Regions from separate parts of the Homo sapiens genome. Here region 2 is linked to region 1. Evidence: read pairs that join two places in POLR2A ChIA-PET (ENCODE). Cell type or tissue: PC-9. All regions are shown on one strand. Links, peaks and the distances in the headings refer to the core of each region. The heading gives the core; the rest is flanking DNA. Region 1 overlaps TRIM44 (tripartite motif containing 44). Region 2 overlaps LDLRAD3 (low density lipoprotein receptor class A domain containing 3).

The links. ChIA-PET counts read pairs that join two places held together with the same protein. Peaks named below come from ENCODE experiments on the same cell type or tissue, not always from the same donor. Only the 100,000 strongest peaks of a DNase experiment are listed, where the experiment ranks them.
Region 2: POLR2A ChIA-PET joins it to region 1 with 8 read pairs; 2 of 35 experiments call an interaction of 5 or more read pairs at or near these places.

The regions. Positions count from the first base shown.
Region 1 is chr11:35,672,152-35,682,217 of GRCh38, forward strand. All of the region lies in intron 1 of TRIM44 (tripartite motif containing 44), which reads left to right. Among named protein-coding and RNA genes, the nearest start is that of TRIM44, 14 kb to the left of the region's middle. In PC-9, for the core only: no CTCF peak of the experiment used is centred there; a DNase peak (open chromatin) is centred at 3,970; H3K27ac peaks cover 628 bases.
Region 2 is chr11:36,014,693-36,024,758 of GRCh38, forward strand. The region is part of intron 1 of LDLRAD3 (low density lipoprotein receptor class A domain containing 3); the gene reads left to right. Among named protein-coding and RNA genes, the nearest start is that of MIR3973, 9.6 kb to the left of the region's middle. RefSeq lists an enhancer at 3,077-4,276. In PC-9, for the core only: no CTCF peak of the experiment used is centred there; no DNase peak of the experiment used is centred there.

The DNA of each region.
Region 1 (10,066 bases), core at 2,446-6,445:
GTAATTTTTAAAATTATTTTGAACACAACCTACAGTAGAGGAAATATATTTTATACTGTGATCTCCTTTATACACACAGCCACCCACTACACATACCCTTTTAACTCAAATGGAACACCATTTGCCTTACTACATACGATATGTTCTGTTTCTCTTCTATTCTGTTAAAAAAAATTCTAGACACTCCCACTAAACTGATTTCATGGCACACTAATGTGTCATGTCCTGTGGTTTGAAAACCACTCGTCTAGTGTACCCCAAGATCACCTGAAGAAAAGGTAGAGTCTTACAAAGTGGCAAAGGGAGAAGTGGTTGGCAGAATTCAGTAAATATATAGCATTTGTGGAGTTCTTAACATGGCTTTTCTAAAGACAGATCAAAAGGGTTTTAAGCCACACCCTTTGCTTTTAAGATGGATATTTGGGGAGAATGTTTGGTTAAGTGATAAGCGGAACAACTGCTTGGGGAGTGACTGAGGAACATTGGTGTCTGGGTGAATGGGAGGATATAGCTGTGATTCTCGAGGGGCTGGAGGTATGCCGTAGTATATTCCATAGTGGTCAGTGAATCTGGCTTTTCATTCAGCCCATAGAAGAAGCTCTGACAGGGAGACAGAAGGTTGAAGGCTTGCTGTAATGTATCTATTTATATTTTTTACTTTTTATTCTTGCTGAAGAGATATAGGTCACCTTCTAATTAGAGTTTGTAGCACTGGCATACATAGTGGTTCAACCAGTGTCTTATTTATTTGTACAGAATAAGACAAACGCTAAGACCAAGGTAAAGGGGATGGCATGCTGTCATTAGTTGGAGCCACCCTGCATAGTTCTGTAGAAAGTTTATGTGAGGCCTGCAGTTCTGGGATTTCCAATCAAAATGTACTTTCTTAACCTGTAAAAAGTCTTGGAAGTATGCAGTGAACTAGACAGATAGGGCTCTAGCTTTTTGGAATTCACTCTCTACAGTGGGAAAGAAATAGTAGAGTAATTTTGGATGGTGTTATATGCAATGAAAACAATAAATCATGGTAATGTAAGAATGAGTTGGTGTGGCAGGATAGGTTACTTTTTGATAAGATGTGTTATAGAAGGCATCTCTGAGCATATGATATTGGGCAGAGACCTGAATTATGACATCCTGTGAAGATCTAGGGAAATTTTCCTATTGTGTTACCATTCGATGCTACTGTATAGAGTCCAGTGATTTTATTCATGGCAGAGACAATTGGTTTGGTGTAAATGAACAACTCCTTATAGAAGGGTTAGTTGGCTCTGTAAATGAGAGAATGGCATTGTTCTAGCAATTGAATGTGTTGTTAGCATAGATGAAAATACTGCTCTATGGAGGGAATATGAGATTATTTTACATTAGTTAGATTTTTCAGGGGATTTAACATTGATGGTGATGGAGCTTCATTAAAGAACTAGAGTGCTTAGCCAGTGGTCTGAACAATCCACTTTTGAGAGAAAAGGTCCAGGCTTTCTCTATTCTCTCTCCTAGAAGTCTGGTGCCCTCTTTTTCTCTTTCCTGGCCTTTCAATCAAAATAGGATGAGTTCATAGGCATTTTATGCTGTTAGGCAATTGATTTTTTGGGTAAGGTTGCTGATGCAGTAGGCTTATTCTTAGGCTCCTCTGGTGATAAAGGACTCTTGAGCCTCTGTCACCATTGTCTTGACCACCACTCTTGACAGGGAGGTTGCCCTGCCTGCCTGTTCATTGACATACCCACCTTTTCTCTCCGCTTGCACCTAACCCAAGTCTGAGAAGCCAGAGATTCATCTGTATCAGTGCCTCGTATGTGTTCTGCTTGAAGTTATGGTTCAGTCTGAGAGGACCAGCCGAGTTTCCTGTTCTTATTATTGTTTTAATATTCAGAACCAGGGGCTAAACTTGTTAGGTGGCAGTAAGGAACACAGATGCTCATGGACCTTTCAGAATAGGAGACGTATTATAGACAATGGATGAAACAGAAGCTTTAGTCTTGATACGGGGAGTAGAGATGAGAATGGGGTAAGAAATGCAGAAGGCTGGCTCTGGGAGAGTTGAATCTTGTGTGTGTGAGTGGGAGAGAGAGAGAATTTGCGTGTGTGTGTGTGTGTGTACACATGCGCACATGTGTTTGCGTGTATGTATATATCGCTATGATAGGATCAAGTCAACATTGCATCAGGTGCAAAAAAAATCAATATTGATGCCCTTTTTAAATGTCAGAAAACTGATCAAGAATGAAAAAACCAAAACCAACCAATCAAACAAAATTTCCCAAATATACCAAAGGCTCAATCCACAATTTACGGCAAATAACTCTATGGGCAGTGACTTTGATGTATACTATAATGTGCTAGATTATTTTTGTTGAACATTTATATATTAAACCCACTTCAGATGGGTTTAGTTAGTTTTTGGTAAGGTAATAATTGGTTTTTAACATCAATAAGAAGATTAGCAAATACATTCATTATAGTATGTCCAAACTATAACATATAGCTGGCTTTCATTTTAGAGAATGATATTTTATTTTCTTAAACTAATTTTATTCATCTGAATAATTTTGGAGCACTTATTATGGTGAACTGTGTGGTGGATACGAAGAAGAATAAGCAAAGTTTCTAACTTCAGGAAGCTTACAGCCTAATAGGAAAGAGAATCTTTTCACATGCTTATTTGTGTGTATTAGAGAAAAGGTACAAACAGTATGCTATGGAAGTGGAGAGAAAAGAGAAATTGATATCACTGGAGGGCATGGAGCCAGGAATAGATTCTTAGAGGAAGGAGTCTTTGAGGTAGGCCTTGAAAGATGGGTAGGGTGTTACTAGGTAGATACAGGCTTTGAGGTATCCTTTTGTTCCCATTATAACAGCCTGTGAACATTTATTGTAGCACTAAATACTGTGTACTATGTCATGTTATTTCTTTCCATGTCTTTCCCTGGTGGGTTATAAATTCTTTAAGGCTAGAACTATATGTTATTCATCTTTGTATTCCCAGCACCTAGCACAGTGCCTGCTGGATGGTAGATGAACATGAAGTATGTGATAGGAAGTGTAATAATCTTGTCTAGTTCCAGGGCATTAATGAAGAACTGAGAGAGTATTGCATAGTTGTTGTAGATCAGTGTTTACATTGGGATTAATTTGACTGCATCTAAAATAATGAAATAATTTGGAAAAATCCAAAATAACCACTCCCACATGATGTTTATTTCTCTGTCACATAAAATAACTTTGGGTGTAGGCAGTCTAAGGTTGGCGTGGCAGAACCATGAAGTTACCAGAAATCTAGGCTCTTTTCAGCTCCATTCTGACATCCTTACTGTGTCATGGGCCAAGATGACTGCTGGAGGTCCAAGTTCCAGAATGACAGACATAGAAAAGTGAAGAAGGGCACACCCCTCTATTTTTGTTTGTTTGTTCATTTGAGACGGAGTGGCACGATGTCGGCTCACTGCAACCTCCGCCTCCCGGGTTCAAGTGATTCTCCTGCCTCAGCCTCCCAAGTGGCTGGAATTACAGGCGCCTGCCACCCTGCCAAGCTAATTTTTGTATTTTTAGTAGAGACGGGGTTTCACTATTTTGGCCAGGATGGTCTCGATCTCCTGACTTCGTGATCTACCCACCTCGGCCTCCCAAAGTGCTGGGATTACAGGCATGAGCCACTGCACCTGGCTGGGCACACTGCTCTATTTTAAAGGGAACTCTCGAGAAGTTATATACATTGCTGCTTATGTTTCATTGGCCAGAACTCAATACCCTGGCCTTATCTAGTTGCAAGGGAGACTGGGAAACAGTCATTTCTCCAGGCCACAGCGTGTGCAGCTAAAAGCTGAGGTTCTTTTACTAAGGAAAAATGGGAGAAGAATATTGAAGGACCAAACAGTCTTTGACCCAGTTGGCTTTGCAGTCTGTTTTTGAGTCTTAGCTCTTCCACCTACTAGCTGTATAATGTTGAGTAATTCACTCAGCCTCTGAGTCTTGGTTTCTTCTTCTGTAACATGAGCTAAGTAATTGTTTCTCCTTATTGAGTTATGATGAGGAACAAACAAGATCATAGATGTAAAGAGTTTAGCACAGTGCCTGGAATATCATAAGCCCTCAGCAATGGGTTGCTCTTATTCTTATTACTGTTATAAAGCCATCTAAGGTTCTATTCTGAGTTCCTTTCCAGACAAGTTAGTCTGGCAGCAGTAGAAGCTCTGGACACCAAGTTTCTTGGGTGCAAACTGTTCATCCCCCTCTCCTTCTGTTCCTTCTGCCTGCTCTAATCTGGTGGGTAGATAGGCTGGAGAAAAACTTGTCTTTGGAGAAGAGGCTTCTGTATATTTCAGTGTCCTGCTGGTGCCTTATGCACTAGCTAACCAAAACACAGCTGGTAGGTCTAATTTTAGGTTCACAAGTCTTGCTGGTTGTCCTCTTTAGATTCTGTTTTACATTCTGAACTGTGGGAAGTTTTTATAGAAGCAGAGGGGAGGTGGGGACAAGATACTCTTTACTTTCTGGTTGGAAAATAGCCTTCATTTTCTTTCTAGTAGGCAGTCATGGGGAGAGATGTAAGGTTAAGTTTATATAGGCACCCATACTATTTTCCTCTGTGAATTTTGAGTGTGTGTGAACCCTGGCAGGCTCTAACCTGTGTTGATTGGTAGACTCTGACTTCATGTGTATAAATAATGAAAATGCTAATCTTTGGCCGAGGTTATAAAACCAAGAGTCTAGAAACCTTTGTCTGTTGTTGAATTTTGAGACTGTTTTTGTCTGTTTTTGAATTTTGAGACTGTTGTTTTGAGACTGTTGTTGAATTTTGTCTGTTGCTGAATTTTGTTTGAATTTCCAGAGATATGAGAAAAATAACAAATAGCTGTCATTTATTGAGTGGTTTGTGGCCAGGTCCTTTTCATATATTGTTTCATTTGATCCTTAATAAAATTCCACAATTAGCTATGTTGTTATGTTTTCCATTTTATGTATGAGGAAACTCAAAAGAGGTTAAGTTTTGCTGACAGTTACTTAGCTAGCAAGCGTAAGGACTGGGATTTGAATCCAGGCCTGACAAAGTACATATTCTTTCCACCATTCCATTTTGCCTCTACAAATTTGATTACTCCCTCTCATATTTAATCTAAGTTGTACTGACACATTATCCTTATGTTTATTTTCTATATGAAGGCATTTAATAGATGAATACTTTCTGAATATCCTAAAACTATTTTCCCCTTCTCTTTGGTCTTCTTTCTATATATTATATATAATTTTAATTAGTAAAATATTTTTTTTATTTTGTTCTATTCAGCACTTCTCTAGGTCAATACCTGATACTTAGTAGTCACTCAATGTATTGTTATTTAATTAATAATAACAACAGAAATTATAACTAACATTTATTGAGAACTTAGCTTGTACTGCTTCTCTAAACTTTCTGCATATTCTTTCATTTAATGTTTACCACAATTCTTTGAGGTATAGTATTTCTTAAGATAATTTTATATATTATTCGAAGTTAGTGGCATTTCTTTTCTTTTGGTCTATTTATTCATTCAACAAATATTTATTGAAGGCTTAAAATTTGCCAGGTGGAGTATTTTGGCCAGTAGGGAACCAACAAGAAGCAACTCTAAGTCATGGAATTTATAATCTTTGAGCAAAACAGACAGTAAGGAAGTTAAATGATAAGTGATATTTTAAATAATGATAAGTACTGTGAATAAACAAACTGGGGAAGGAGATAGGGAGTGACTGGGATGTGGGAATGAGAGGGAAGCTTTTTAAGGATCTGAGGACTTTTTGAACTAGTGACCTGGGTGTAGTTAGAGCCAGTGATGAGAAGCTCTAGGGACATAGTGGTTCAACTGAAGGGAACAGCAAGTGTAAAAGCCCTGAGATAGAACAAGTTTACTAAGGGGATAAAATGAATGGCTGGAGTATAATCAGTAGTGGTGGGGTAGGGGTTGACTAGTAGATGAGGTCAGATTACCAAGTAGGCTGTGGTAAGGATTTTGGGTTTTATTCTAAGTAGTCATAGACTGTTTAAGCAAGGGAGTAAATGATCTGGTTTATATTCTTAAAACTTCTCTTTGGTTCCTATGTGGAGAATGGGCTGTTGGGTAGCAAGAGTGGGAGCGGTATTGCTGCTTGTACCAGGTTGGGAATAGTGGACAATACGATAGTGAAGAATACATGCCAACTGGATATGGCATATATTTTAGAGTTCGGCCTAAAAAGACTTGCTGATGGATTTTTTTTCAGACCCAAGAATGACTTTGAGTCTGACAACTAAAAGTGATGGCCTAGTGTAGGAGTGGGTTTGGAGTTAGAAAATGAAGTAATATAAAGGAGGTGGTAAAAATTTTCGTACATGGGATGGTGATACTAAAATTTAATTTCATTTCCTTTTGACAAAACTTTGCTTTCTGATTTGATTCCTTAGGAGGACTTCCTCTCCCCTCCCTCTCCCCTCTCCCCGCTCCCTCCCCTCCCCATTCTCTTAGACAGTGTCTCACTCTGTTGCTCAGGATAGATGGCAGTTGATCTCCGCCCACTGCAACCTCCACCTCCTGGGTTCAGGTGATTCTCATGTCTCAGCTACCCAGGTAGCTGGGAATACAGGCCATGCCCGGCTTATTTTTGTATTTTTAGTAGAGATAGGGTTTCTCCATCTTGGCCAGGCTGGTCTCAAACTCCTGGCCTCAAATGATCCACCCACTTTGGCCTCCCAAAGTGCTGGGATTACAGGTATGAGTCACTGCGCCTGACCAAGGAGGACTTCTGTATTCCATCTTCTGATCCTTTTCCACAATTTCTCCCAGACAAGACCTTCTGGTAAAATGACTAAGTTGGATTGATTTTTTTTTTTTTTTTAGAAGAATGATATCAACACAAGCCAATGGAATAGGGAGGAAAACACCCCAATACAGATAGCTAGTATTCTTTCTGAATTCAACATCTTCTGATTGATTCTTTGTAATAATAGAATTCAATATTCAGGAGCCAGTTTAGGATATTTATGTGGCTTATATTTACATTTTTGCTGACACGTGACTTTTCTTTTGGGTGCCTAGCTGGTTATTGGCATTAGACTAGACTGACTTCCATGAAAGTGCAGAGACCACTTGTCAAGGAATTCTTCTTCCTATTCTGATGCCACTGCTACCTGCCATATTCTACTTTTGCTTCTACCCTTTACCCATTTTTAAGGCATGTTTCCATTAGCATGAAATGTTATTTCTGTGTTTTGGGGTGGATGGATCTGAATGTATCAGGTAATATGTACTCCTTTGAAGAAAGGCACCCCAATTTTCATGGTGTTCAAACACAAGGAACATTAGAGGTAGAAAACATTTAGAATTGCTTCCAGGGATAGCAACTTCAGATATCTACCAGAAAGGTAATGTAAAGAAGAGAAGCAAGCCAAGGTAACTGGCAAACTTGAGAGAGGTTGCTTTGCCTAAAGTGAGTAGTTGCTACTCAGCTTCAGCCAATTTCTGCTATATGGGAATGGGAGCCCATTACAGTCATACCCTTTGGATTTACAAAAGAAGCTAGAAATCTTTATTTTTATGTCATATGTCCTCATTTTTAAATGCTAGCAACTAACTTAAAACTCTTAGTGGATGTGTGGGACAACACTCTAAAAGCCAAAGAAAATAGTTCTGTAGGCCTCAGGCTGTGGATATATAGCTTTTGATCTGGTCCATCTTCCTCATTTACAGATGGAAAAACAGAAACCCAGGGATGTAAAATGACTTTTCCAAGCTCACACAAGCAGTTGCTGGCAGTGCTAGTAGTAAAACCTAGGTCTCCTTTCTCTTTGTGCAATGCTCTTTACATTTGGAATGTTAATTGTTTTTGAGGATGTGAGAAAAGCTAATGTCATGTACAGCCCAAATTTTATATCGTTTTGAGGATTTCAGACCCCCTGAAATCCATACATGAATATCAAGTAAAGAACCTTCTCTTGAATCTGCTGGTCCATATGTTTGCATTGTCAAAGGAAAAGGCCCCAGTATTTACATTTAGGCAAATTCATGGGAAGAAGCACTGTAAGCAGGAGACCTTGGCCCTCTTGGTCAACTTCTGCTTCTCTCCCTGCCTTACTGCCTGCCTTTTTTTGTTTGTTTGTTTTTTAGTATGCTAAATCTTAATTATGCAATTAATAGGAATATATTTAACTCTAAAATCCTTCTATCCTAAGTACCAGTCCCAGCAATAATTGCTTTTCTAATATTCTACATACCTATGTCACTCATAGAAAGTAATAATTTTTTAAAAAACTGTTACATGTACCATTTTGCAAGGTTTTGTTTTTTTTTTTAAATTCAACAATATGTCATGCATTGTATCCAGGTACATACAACCTACCTCATTCTTTTTATTTGCTATGTCGTATTCCACAGTGTGTTAATTCCACAGTTTATTTAGCCACCCAATATTTATGAATCCTTGGGGTGTTTACAGATTTTTAGTATTACAAACAGTGCTGCAATAAATACTTTTGTACATGCATCCTTGACACAGGTGCTAGTCTTCCTCAAGAGGAAAGGAGAAGTGGATTGGTAGGCATGTGATTTCAGAGTGGCAGTTATTTTATATATCCATCAACAACATATGGAAGTCCCCAATTTCCCCAGGGCCTAACACTTGCTGTTATGAGATTAAAATTTATTTCAGGCTGATGGGTAAGAAATTATATTTTAATCATGAGTGAGTCTGAGCATCTTTTGCATGTTTTGATGTGTTTGCATTTCACATTTCTATTTTTTTTAAGACAGGGTCTCGTTTGTTCATTTTTTTTTGGAGATTTCTGTTGGGTTTATTTGGCCTTTTCTTACTGATGTATAGAAATCCCTTATGTGTTTTTTCTGTATTCTTGATACCATGTATATGTTATAAATCTTTTTCATTTAGATCTTTCTGATCTTGGTTTTGTCACTGACCAGCTCTGTGATTTTGGGGACATTGTTTGACATCCACAATGCCATTTTTGTCCATTGTGAAGGAGAATACACTACCTTTTAGTTATTGTATTACTGTGAAATGCCAGTGAAAGAGTATAAGCGCTCTGAGCTTTGGGTTCATTTGATTTTCACCAGCCATTTTTTTCAGCTGTAAAGTGAGAATACACTGCTTTTCAGTGAGATGCCAATGAAAGAGCATATGAAAGTGCTTTGGAGACTAAAGAATACCTTCACATGTACAGCATTTTGTCCTTTGGTTTTATTATGACTCATCCCTAGGAGGTGGCTTCTGTGAAGCATCCTATGCTTCTACAGATTAATCAAATTCTGAGTGGTGGGTGTCACAATGTAGCACTTATCTCTTTTTATTCTACACCTTCTTAGGGGAGGAACAAGGTACATAAACAAGATATGCTCACATTGAACTCCTGTGTTCTTGGAATGCATTGGGTGGGATGGAGGTGGAGAAGTACAGATAGCAGGGGAATCCTACTACTTTGCTAGTCATGTTATGTGCCCCAAGGATTGACAATCATTTCTAAAAATGGAACCAAATGTCTACAAGGTTAGAATTAGGCTGTCTTTTCTTACTATCCTGGTTCACTTCTCAATTAGAACTCAGGTTTCAGAGGCAGCTGTTCTGTTCCACTATCTTTTCTGTTCACTGGTTCCCTAACTATGGAACAAATGAGGATATAATCTCCTGTCTGGCTATCTTTTGACTAATGGCTGTCCTCAGCAAACAAATAATTAACCAAAACATGGTACTATTCTATGGTTTGGGGATACTCAGACTCAGATACCACCACCCTTAGACCCAAACAACCCCATGCCCCTGACCTATGTCCCATACTTTTTTTTTTTTTTTTTTTTTTTTGAAATGCAGTCTCGCTCTGTCACCCAGGCTGGAGTGCAGTGGAGTGATCTTGGCTCACTGTAGCCTCTGCCTCCCAGGTTCAGGCGATTCTCCTGCCTCAGCCTCCCGAGTAGCTGGGCTATGTCCCATGCTTTTGAAGACCCCTCCTGTAGCCATGCCTGTCCCGTTCCGTACCACTCTTCAAGTACCTAGCTACCCAAGAATTACCTGGTAAAATGTCCTGAGCTTGCTTCCAGGGCCT
Region 2 (10,066 bases), core at 2,580-6,579, 340 kb after region 1:
TTACGGCAGAAAAGAGGAAGAAAGCCAGGTTCAGACATCTCCCTTGGCTGCAGGCAGAAATCAGCATTCAGTTGTCTAATCTGTAGACTCATCAAACATAAATTATTCTGGATGGCTTTTCTCTCTGTATAGCTTGCTATAAACTTTATGATTTATTTTTATTTTATTTTTTGCCAAAGACAAATAAAAAATGTTTAAACAAAAGAAGGGGGGAGCCCCCAGACGAACCATGTGGAAAAGTTCAGTGAAGAACCCCCTAGGATTCCTGATAACCAAGAATAATCCCAGAAGAGTTTGGAAAGTGAGTTGGATTGTAACTGGAGCTGGAATTGGCTTCCAGGGCAGTCCCCTACTCCCTGTTCAGATTCATTTTGGAACTGAAGCGACAGCAGCCATGTAGACTTTTCTGCATGCATCCCAGAGTCTGGCTGTTAAGCCGAGCTTCAGTAGATGCCACCGCAGAGCCTTGCGCCAGGTCTGAGAAGTTTGCATGCTTGGGGTTTATCAGGGTGTGGCTCGTGCCATTTTGGGCATTGCAGAAAAGGAGTGGGGCTGTTTTGAGTATTCAGAGAAAATGAGTGAATCAATTAAAAATAAATCCGGGACATGCCATTCCCCCCCCCCGCCCCCTGCCCCCATTGCCTGTCCCCGTCCCCACCCCTTGTCATTGCATTGTGAACTCTTGGACTTGATAGTGAGGTTGCTGGTTGCTCAGGCTGTAGAAGGAAGAAAGGAGAGGAATGGTGTCTATAAGCCAGCTGTGCTGTTCAAAAACATGTTTTTTACTTTTTATTTAAGTAAACTTTTTATAGAAACTTAACGCACATACCGAAGAGCGCGCAGATGTTAACTGGGGAGCTCTATGAATTTCCATGAAGTAAACACACCTGGGGAACCAGGGCTTAGCTCAAGAAGTACAGCATTGCCAACCCCAGAGCCCCGGTGGTGCCCCCACTCCATCCTCCCCCTGCCCCCCGCCACTGTTCTGACTTCCAACATCACAGATTCCTTTCTTCTGTTTTTGAACTGGCAAGAATGTCTGGCTCCTTTTACTCCACGTTAAAAAGATCTAGTTTCCACCTCATCTTCCAGGAGGTGGGTTGTAGGATAACCCTCCACCCACTTGGGTTGCAAGGACAACTCCAAAACCTTGGCGACCCGACCTCCCACAAGCCTTGGGCTCCAGACTCCAGCACTCTTGTTCCAGGCGCCCTTGAATGAGCTCGTCTGTTTTCCAGCAGAAATCGTGGCCTGATGCCACCTGGAAGACCCAGTAGCATGGAAATAGGAGTCCAGAGCAGGCTGTAAGTGTGAGCTCACAGGGAGGGCAAGTGAGATTTGGAGAGACCTGCCACATTCCCCGCAGAGGACGAATGACGTTTACATCCCTTAATCAGAGTCAGAGGCATCCCACCCAGGCAACTGAGGTGTGGGCCTCTTGTGGGGAGTGGGGCTGGCCAGAAGGGAGGGGAGAAGTGTGGCTGTGGAAGGTGGCTCATAAGAGCTTTTATAGAATACACTTGTGTTCTAAAAGGGAATAAAAGGAAACATAGCCCTTGGGTCATTTTCTATGCTAACTCATTAATAAGCAGTCACCCACAGGTTTCTCCAAGTGATTCCTTGTTCAGTTTTTCTTTTTAGTTTGAGCCAACATTTGGGACTATTAGTTTCTGACTGTATCAAGTACTCTTATCCCAAACTTACTTCTCTTGTGCTTTAAGGAATGCTTCATGAAAATATTTTGTAATTTGGTGAGTAAGATGACTGTTTCCTTTTGGGTTTTGTTTCTTAATGTTAAAGGAACAAATCTTTCTCTGTGTGTATGTATTTTTACAATGAGCAGCGCTATGCCACCTCTCCCCTAAATCATCTTGGCCGCTTTCGTAAGTTCTCCAGGCATATTTACTATGGTGACACTTTAAGCAATTGGTTCTGAAGAAAAGATGCCAATAGAAAATATACCCACATTCTAAAAGGACCTCTCAGTTCCTTCCCTGCAGAGTGTGTGTTCTAAGATTGTGCAGATATAAATGTAAATACCAGTACACTATACATCTACATCTCTAGCGATGAACAAACATGGGATTCTGCTATACATATTGTTTTCCAACTTGCTCTTTCCCTTCTGACTCTATTGTGGCTATTCTTCCGTGTCAGTACGTTCTAACTCCTGAATTCTTTTTAAAGGCTGATGTGGTACTATGGCTATATTGCATCATAGGAGGGGACCTCAGAAAGTTTGTGGAAAGACATAATTAAAAGATAAAAATATAAACTTTACTCCTCAACATAAGCTTCATCAAGTTCAAGGCACTTTGGTAAGCGATGATACCAACCATTTAGTCCATCCCTAAAGAACTGAGGGTTCTGGGAATTTAACCATGTCAATGTGTTTTTTACATTATTAACTGAAGAAAAACATTTGCCTTTGAAAGATTTTTAGGATTAGGGAACAAAATCAGAAGCCAAGACTGTAAGGAGGCTGCCTCATGGCTTCCCATTGAAATTCTCAAAAAATTGCCCTGTTGGATGAGTTGAATTGAGCAGGAGCATTACTAGGATAGAGGAAGACTCTCTGGTGAAGCTTTCTGGGGCATTTTTCTGCCAAAGCTTTGGCTAACTTTCTCAAAACCTCTCATAATAAGCAGACATTATTGTTCTTTGGCCTTCCAGAAAGCTAACAAGCAAAATAGCTCTCAAGTATCCCAAAAAACTGTTGCCATGACCTTTACTCTTGACTGGTCAACTTTCGCTGTGACTGGACTACTTTCACCTCTTGGTAGCCATTGCTTTGATTGTGCTTTTTCTTCATGATTGTACTGATTAAGCCATATTTTATCATCTTTTTTTTTTTTTTTTTGAGTCTCGCTCTGTTCTCCAGGCTGGAGTGCATTGGCGTGATCTTGGCTCACTGCAACCTCCACCTCCCAGATTCAAGCAATTCGAGTGCCTCAGCCTCCCGAGTAGCTGGGATTACAGTCGTGCACCCCCATGCCCCATGACTGTATTTTTAGTAGAGACGGGGTTTCACCATGTTGGCCAGGCTGGTCTCCAACTCCCGACCTCAAGTGATCCACCCGCTTGGCCTCCCACAGTGCTGGAATTATAGGCATGAGCCACTACATCTGGCCCATGTTTCATTTAATACAGTTCTTCAAAGATATGCTTCAGGATCTTGGTCCCGCTTGTTTAAAATTTCCATTGAAAGCTCTGTTCTACTGTGTAGCTGTTCTGGGTGCACCAGTTTTGGCATTCATCAGGTAGAAACTTCAGTTTTTCAGTCAGAATTGTGTAAGCTGAACCAGTTGAGATGTCTGTGGGTTATTATTTCTGTTGTTTATCATGGATCCTGTTTAATTAGGGCACAAACGAGATTAATTTTTTCCTCAAAAGTTGATGTGGATGGTCTGCGGCTGCAGGCTTCATCTTCAACACTGTCTTGCCCCGTCTTAAAATGAGTTAGGTGTTTGTAAACTGCTGATTTTGGCAGGGGGCATTGTTCCCATAAACTTTTTGTAAAGCATCAGTGATTTCATCATCCCTTCACCCAAGCTTCATCATAAATTTGATGTTTGTTCTTGCTTCAGTTTTAGCAGAATTCATGTTGCTCCAATAGGGGCTTTTTTCAAACTGATGTCTTATCCTTCTTAGTTCCTCAAGCTCGATCCTGTTCAGACATGTTATAACAAGTTAGTATGAGTTTATTTGGGTACAGAAAAATTTTAAAATCCATGCATAATTTTTTCATAATATGCATTTTCACAAACTTTGAAGATCCCTTTCATTTACCTATCTCCTCTTATAGACACTTGAGTTCTTTAAAGTTTTGGACTTTTACAAGTGATGCTATAAATAAAAAAAACCCAGCCTTTTATGTGTTTCTCCCTGCATTTATATATTTCTAAGGCTAGATTCCTAGAAATACAATCAGTGGGTCCAAAGGTAAGCTCATTATAAATTGTGCCAGGTGCTGTCAAATGGCCCTAGAGAGATGGTACCAATTTATACTCCCACCAGTAGGGTCTGAGGGTGCCAGTTTCCTCACCCTGCCAACCCTCAAGAGTACTCATCTTTTCAACTTTTGCCAGTCGCATTGTTCTAAACAATGGCATTTCACGTGCATTTGTTTACCTGCTAGTGAGGCTGTGCATCTTTTCATTTATTAGCCATGTTTATTTTTTGTGCCATGCTTGTTCGTTTTCTTTATTCATTTTTTTCTTGGTTTGTTTGCAGTTCTCTTAAGGAGTTCCAATTAGGGACATAGAGGATTGTTTTAAAACACACATTTAGAAAAAAAAATCTCGATGGGCATTTCTGGCTATAAAACTCTATAAAAGACCAAGTACTTCTTCTTTCTGGCATTGAAGGCTTTGGTTTTCTGCTTTGTTTTTATTTAATTAGGTGAAATTTTTCCTCCTGGCTGGAGAGTCCGGCTGTCTGTAAATGCATTATCATTTGTGCAGCACGGGGTAGATTGTGATCTGAGCTGGAAAGTGAGCCATGCCAGGCAGGGGTTGGAGCCTGTTGGAGCTGATTATCGCGGGTGTTCAGTGCAAAGCTGAATCTCTTGCCCCGTGTCTCTTAAAAACCATGGTCTCTCATGTTGTTAGCATAAAGGCACTTGATTGACAAAAGGAGAGACAGGGAGAGTCTCTGGAGATGTGCTGGCACTCTGGTTCATTATGTTTCTTTATTCTGCTGGCATTTCCTATGTCAGTCTTGCTTCGTGTGGAGCCATTATTCCTCTCTTCACATCCAGGTCATGTGGAGAGCTGCCACCTTCCATATAGGTAGATAACCTGGCCTCATTGTTCATAGGACACCAGAGCTTCCAGGAATGGGGTGGCCAAGGGCCTGGGTCCCAGCACTTCAGTGGCCGTTGATAACAGAGGCAAGCTTTCGACTGAACCCCTTTAGGCTCCTTCATTCCTGCCAGCTCACCCTTACCTCTCCAGTAGTAAAGGGCTTGTGCCTTTGCCTGCTCTGGGTGAGAGTCCCAGAGCACAGTAGCCCATCACACTGTGTTGCAGCTGTCACTATTCCCTGGATACAGAAAGAAACAAAGGCCAAAGTTAGGGTGCTAATGGTTTGGGATTCACCATGGGGAGAAGGTGAATCAACCTCTCTGTGGATGGAGGACTGGAGGCGTGACTGAGAGGCGGTCTGCCACCCAGTGCAGAGCAGAAACAGAGGGCTGACTCAGAGAGGCGTTGTCACCTGCTGGATGCACTTGGGCCTGGCTCTCTTCCCCTTTAACATGTGTCTGACCTTGATTCCCTGTGAGCTGGCTCTGTGGGCATGGGTCATCACAGAATGCTGGGTTTGTCTATGGGCAGCTGTGTCAGATGATGCTGACAGCACATGTTATCACATGCAAAGTCCTTGTGCCCCGGAGTTCTGGAGGCAAGCTTTTACCTGCCAAAGTTGCAGTATGAAGGACTGGACTACATTTGAATTTTTACTTTGAGCCATGAAGAATTACTGGTTTACACTCAAGCTAATCTGGAGGTAAAGGTTGCCTCACAGAAAATCCTAGGGTCCATAGCCTTCTCAGGAAAGAAAATAATAATATGAATAAAAAATAATATGAATAAAAACATGAATTTTTGGTTCCTATGCCCGCTCCTACCTTTTAAAATAAGCAAGTTATTATCTGAGCGTGAAGAGACATGTTTTAGTTCTGTAATCTTAAAATGCATGCAAATAGGGACTGTCCACAAGATGGAGGAATAATCCTAATTTGAAGGAATAATCCACAAAATGTTTATAGTATTTTAGCACAGGGAAGCAACTGTCCATTTTTCCCTCCTTCTTTTTCTCTCTCCATTTCGATAGACACTCTGTTGTGGGCTCTGGGCTACATTAGAACACATTCCCTCCTGTAGTTTAAAAGTTGTTCATGAGTTGTCGGGGGAAGAAAGGCACCCAACAGAAATTTGTGGAGCATTATGGTAAATGAAGAGATAGAGGTTTGCATAAGTTATGTTGAGAGGTCTGAGTGGGGGCTTGTACATTGTCTTGGGGGACTAGGGAGAAAACCCCTGGAGAGGTGGGCTGGCCAGGATACCCAGGGCACCTCTGCTGACCCAGGGACCTTGAGTTTTACCCGCTGTGGAATGGGGATTTGAAACAGCATGTGACGTGGTCAGATTTGTTCTACAGCTGTGTGAAGGATGCTTTTAGAAGCCAAGACTGGAGCCAGGAAAGCCAGTAAGGAAGCCATTAGTGCCAAAGAGGTAAGAGAAGCATTTGGACTAGGGTTGTGAGTGACAGGGATGGGACATATTAATGAAAGCATCAGTTGGTTGATGGCGGTGGGGGTGAGGGAGAGGGATGGTTGGTGGTTCTACCAGCTGAGATGGCGCATGATGCAGGAGGAGCAGCTTTAGAAGAAAACCCCAACATTCTGTTTTGGACATGCTGAGCTTGTGCCAGGGATGGAAGTATCTTTGGCAATACGGGGTGGAAATGTGAAGCCAAGGGTGGATGGAGGATGTCGTTGAAGGGAAGAGAACTGAATTGGCGGTGTTGGTTTGGAAGTTATCACCGTGAAGGTCCAACTAATAGTGGACAAAATGACTTAACTAGGGAAGATATCGCTTGTTTAAGCAGTTGGGAGCAAAACTCTGAAGGCTGTTAAAGGAGGGAAAGGAGCTTCCGAGATGACTGAGAAGGAATGATCAGAGAGCCAGGTGTGTGTTAACGGGAGGCAGAGGAAGAGAAGAATATGGTGTGAGGGTGGCCAAGGGAATGGAGTTTCAGAAGGAGGGAATGATCTAGCTGATCCAAAGCAGCAGAATTGTGCCTAAGGAAGAGATGGAAAATTAACGTTTGAATTCAATGATTGGGAGGCCCCCTGGTGACTTTGTGAAGACAGATTCAGGAGAGAGTGATGGTGGTGGGAACCGGACAGATGGCAAGGGATTGAAGAATATGCAGACTGTAGGGTTTAAACCTTGTTTTCTTTTAGAGGGGGTCTGGCTCTGTCTCCCAGGCTGGAGTGCAGTGGCGTGATCTTGGCTCACTGCAACCTCTGCCTGCCGGGCTCAAGTGATCCTCCCACCTCAGCCTCCTGAGTAGCTGTGACTTACAGGCACATGCCACTATGCCTGGCTAATTTTTAATTCTTTCTTTTTTTGGTAGAAATGACGTCTCACTATATACCCCAGGCTGATCTTGAACTTCTAGGCTCAAGTAATCCTCCTACCTGAGCCCTGCAAGTGCTGAGATTACAGGCGTGAGCCACTGTGCCTGGCCTCAAACGTATTTAAAGGTTAATCATGGTCTCAGCGTTCACCAGGCCTTTGACTTCTTCCAGTGTCTTGATATTGAGCTGCCCCTGTTAGCAGGGAGCAATGGAGTCACCTGAAGAACTGGACCCACACTGTGGCGCACGTTATTTCAATTTACTGAAAAATCGTTTCCTAATAAACAGTTCCCTTCTGTTCTTTCATCTCGCCTGGTATGATTCTATTGTATTCAGTTCAGGGTGGATCCTTTTACACTTCAGATCACCCTTCCTCTAATTATTAATCATGTAACTACATTAGAATGCTTTGTCTTATGAAATGACGTGTTATGTACCTACATTACATCTAGTCTTTATATCATAGTAATTCTTTAATCGTGAATTATAACACCTTTAAGAAATGAGCCCTAGTTAATCTTATGGCCACTATTTGCATGCTGTCATAAAATGTGTGAAAAATTCAGAAGCTTCTACTGAATTTTAGTATTTTTTTTTTTCTTTAAGAGGTTTTCTTGTGTGAGTGATACACAGTGAGAATTCTAATGTTTCCAGGTCTGTGACTACTTTGCTCCAATACCAAGATGGACAGAACAGCCCTTTGATTACCCAGGGAGACTGTCAAGTTTGCATCTGGTCAATCTCTGTTTTATATATAAGGAAACTGAGGCACAGGGTGGGTAAGTAATTCCCTGAGCTTGGAAAGTAATGGTAATAGAATTCAGTGTATGGGCTCCAGGGCTGACTCAAATGAGAAGGGCTCTATAATCCATCTTTAATTTTTAAACTTGCTTCGTTTTCTGGAAGGTCATAAGCTACCTTTTCATAGGCTACCCTTTGCAATCTGGAAACCCCAAACAGGTTCGTCTACACAGTTTCAGCCCTTTAAAACAGATTTACCAAACCTGATAGTCTCTTGCAAAGGTAAATTGCTTGCTCAGGAGGTCTGAAAGCTGCGATCATTCAGACATGCATACTAAAGTGGGGACTCCAGCAGTAAACACTGCTTAACTCTGGCACTTTCTAGATGTACAAACATCATTTGCTCAAGAAGTCAGCTAATTCCTCATGATGGAGGGCCTGTCGTCGTGCTCAGGAGGGAGTGTGCCTGTGTGAGCAGATTGTAGAAGCGGGATGGACCAGTTTAATGGATTAAGCTACTTAAGAAAATTTAAAAAGACTCACTGGTTAATATGCACACCCTCTTTGCTTGACGGAAACAGGCTGGCGTTTTTGATCTCCCTGGCGGGGTTGCTTTCCCAATCAGAAGTGATAAGCCAAATAATCATTTATTTGCTGAGACATGATGGAAGATTATGGATAATTGAAGTGAACCAGAGAGACCCTTTAATCCATAGGGAACGGGAGGTAGGTGTGATTCCCGTCCCTTTGGAGATTATTTTCTCCTGTTGCAGGGGGCCATGGGGACTAGCCGTCTCCTAGCTGAGTAGAGAAGGTCAGAGTTGTAAAGTGCAGAGGCCAGAATTGGGTCTCATCTGGGAGCTGGAGACTTGGATTCTCTGGCTAGCTCCAGCACTGCCTTTTGATGAGCTGGTTGCTCTCTGGGTTTTAGTCTCTCTCTATTAAACAAGAGGAACTATCTTCAGTACCTGCCTTTCAAGGATATTTTCAGTCCCTCAGAGGAGGAGCTCTATGTCAATCCCACTTATTATTTTTAAATGCTGAAGACTCTATCTAGGACAGGCAGATGATGTGTGTTTGCCTGCTATGGGGACGATTACGAGTCCACAGAAACAAAGAATGAGTGGGGGAATTTGATTGTCGTCTGTTACTGCCTTACTTTATGCATGGGGAAACTGAGGCTCAGGGAAGTGAAGCAACTCCCCCAAAGCCCAGTGGTGAGTCCCATATGCCTTTCTCATTTGACCTGCTTTACAGCTTTATAGTTGTTTGGAAGGGTTCGTTCATGTGTATAGTTTGGCTGCTATTAAAGAGATCTAGGAATGATTTAAGGAGGGCTAATTATTTCTTAGGAATAATTGAGCTGAGGCCATCATGTATGAGAAGACACACAGCCAGGGTCTGCACTGGGAGGTCTTTAACTGTGTCCTTAAAACCTGGTGTCTGGCCCCACAATCTGCTTTTCTGGATCTAAGTGACCACCACGTTCCAGCTAACCAGCCCAGATTCCAGCAGGCTTCCCATCTGACCAGGCTACACCCACTCTAGAGAGGCAGGAAGAGAAAAGGGACCCAGCCTTCTCTGACTCAGAGAGTCCGTAAGAATGTATGGAGGGAAGGAAGGAGTAACATATACTAGTACCATTTATTAAACCCCAAGTATATACCACCTGCTCTCTTATATATACTTTATCCTTCTGTCTCTTGTATGTCCACATTTTACCTATATATATGTTTTATATCTATATCTATAGCTATATCCATATCTATATCTATAGCCATATCTTTGTCATTATTTGTATCTATCATCCCTCTATCCCTCAGCAATGCTGCCAGGGATGTGGGGTTTCCTCAGTTTTACAAATGGAAAATTGAAGCTCAGAGAGGGTAGCTCACTTGTCTGAAGTTGCCACAGCTAGTTATGGTTATAAGAGAATTAGGCATTAGAACCCAAGTCTGGCTCACTCCTGAGCTCATGCTCTTTTTAACAGACTGTCTTCCCAGAAGGGAGGACAAGGGATTGGGCTTCACTGTCTGGTTTCCTTGCCTTCCCCCATCCTGCACCCTCAAACCACTTCTTCTGTGCTGGCCACCCTGGTTTTTGACTGTGCTCTGTGCCTTTGGCCCTTCCTTAGTTGCAAAAGCCAGGGGGCCCTACCAAGTCACAGCCTTGGCTATC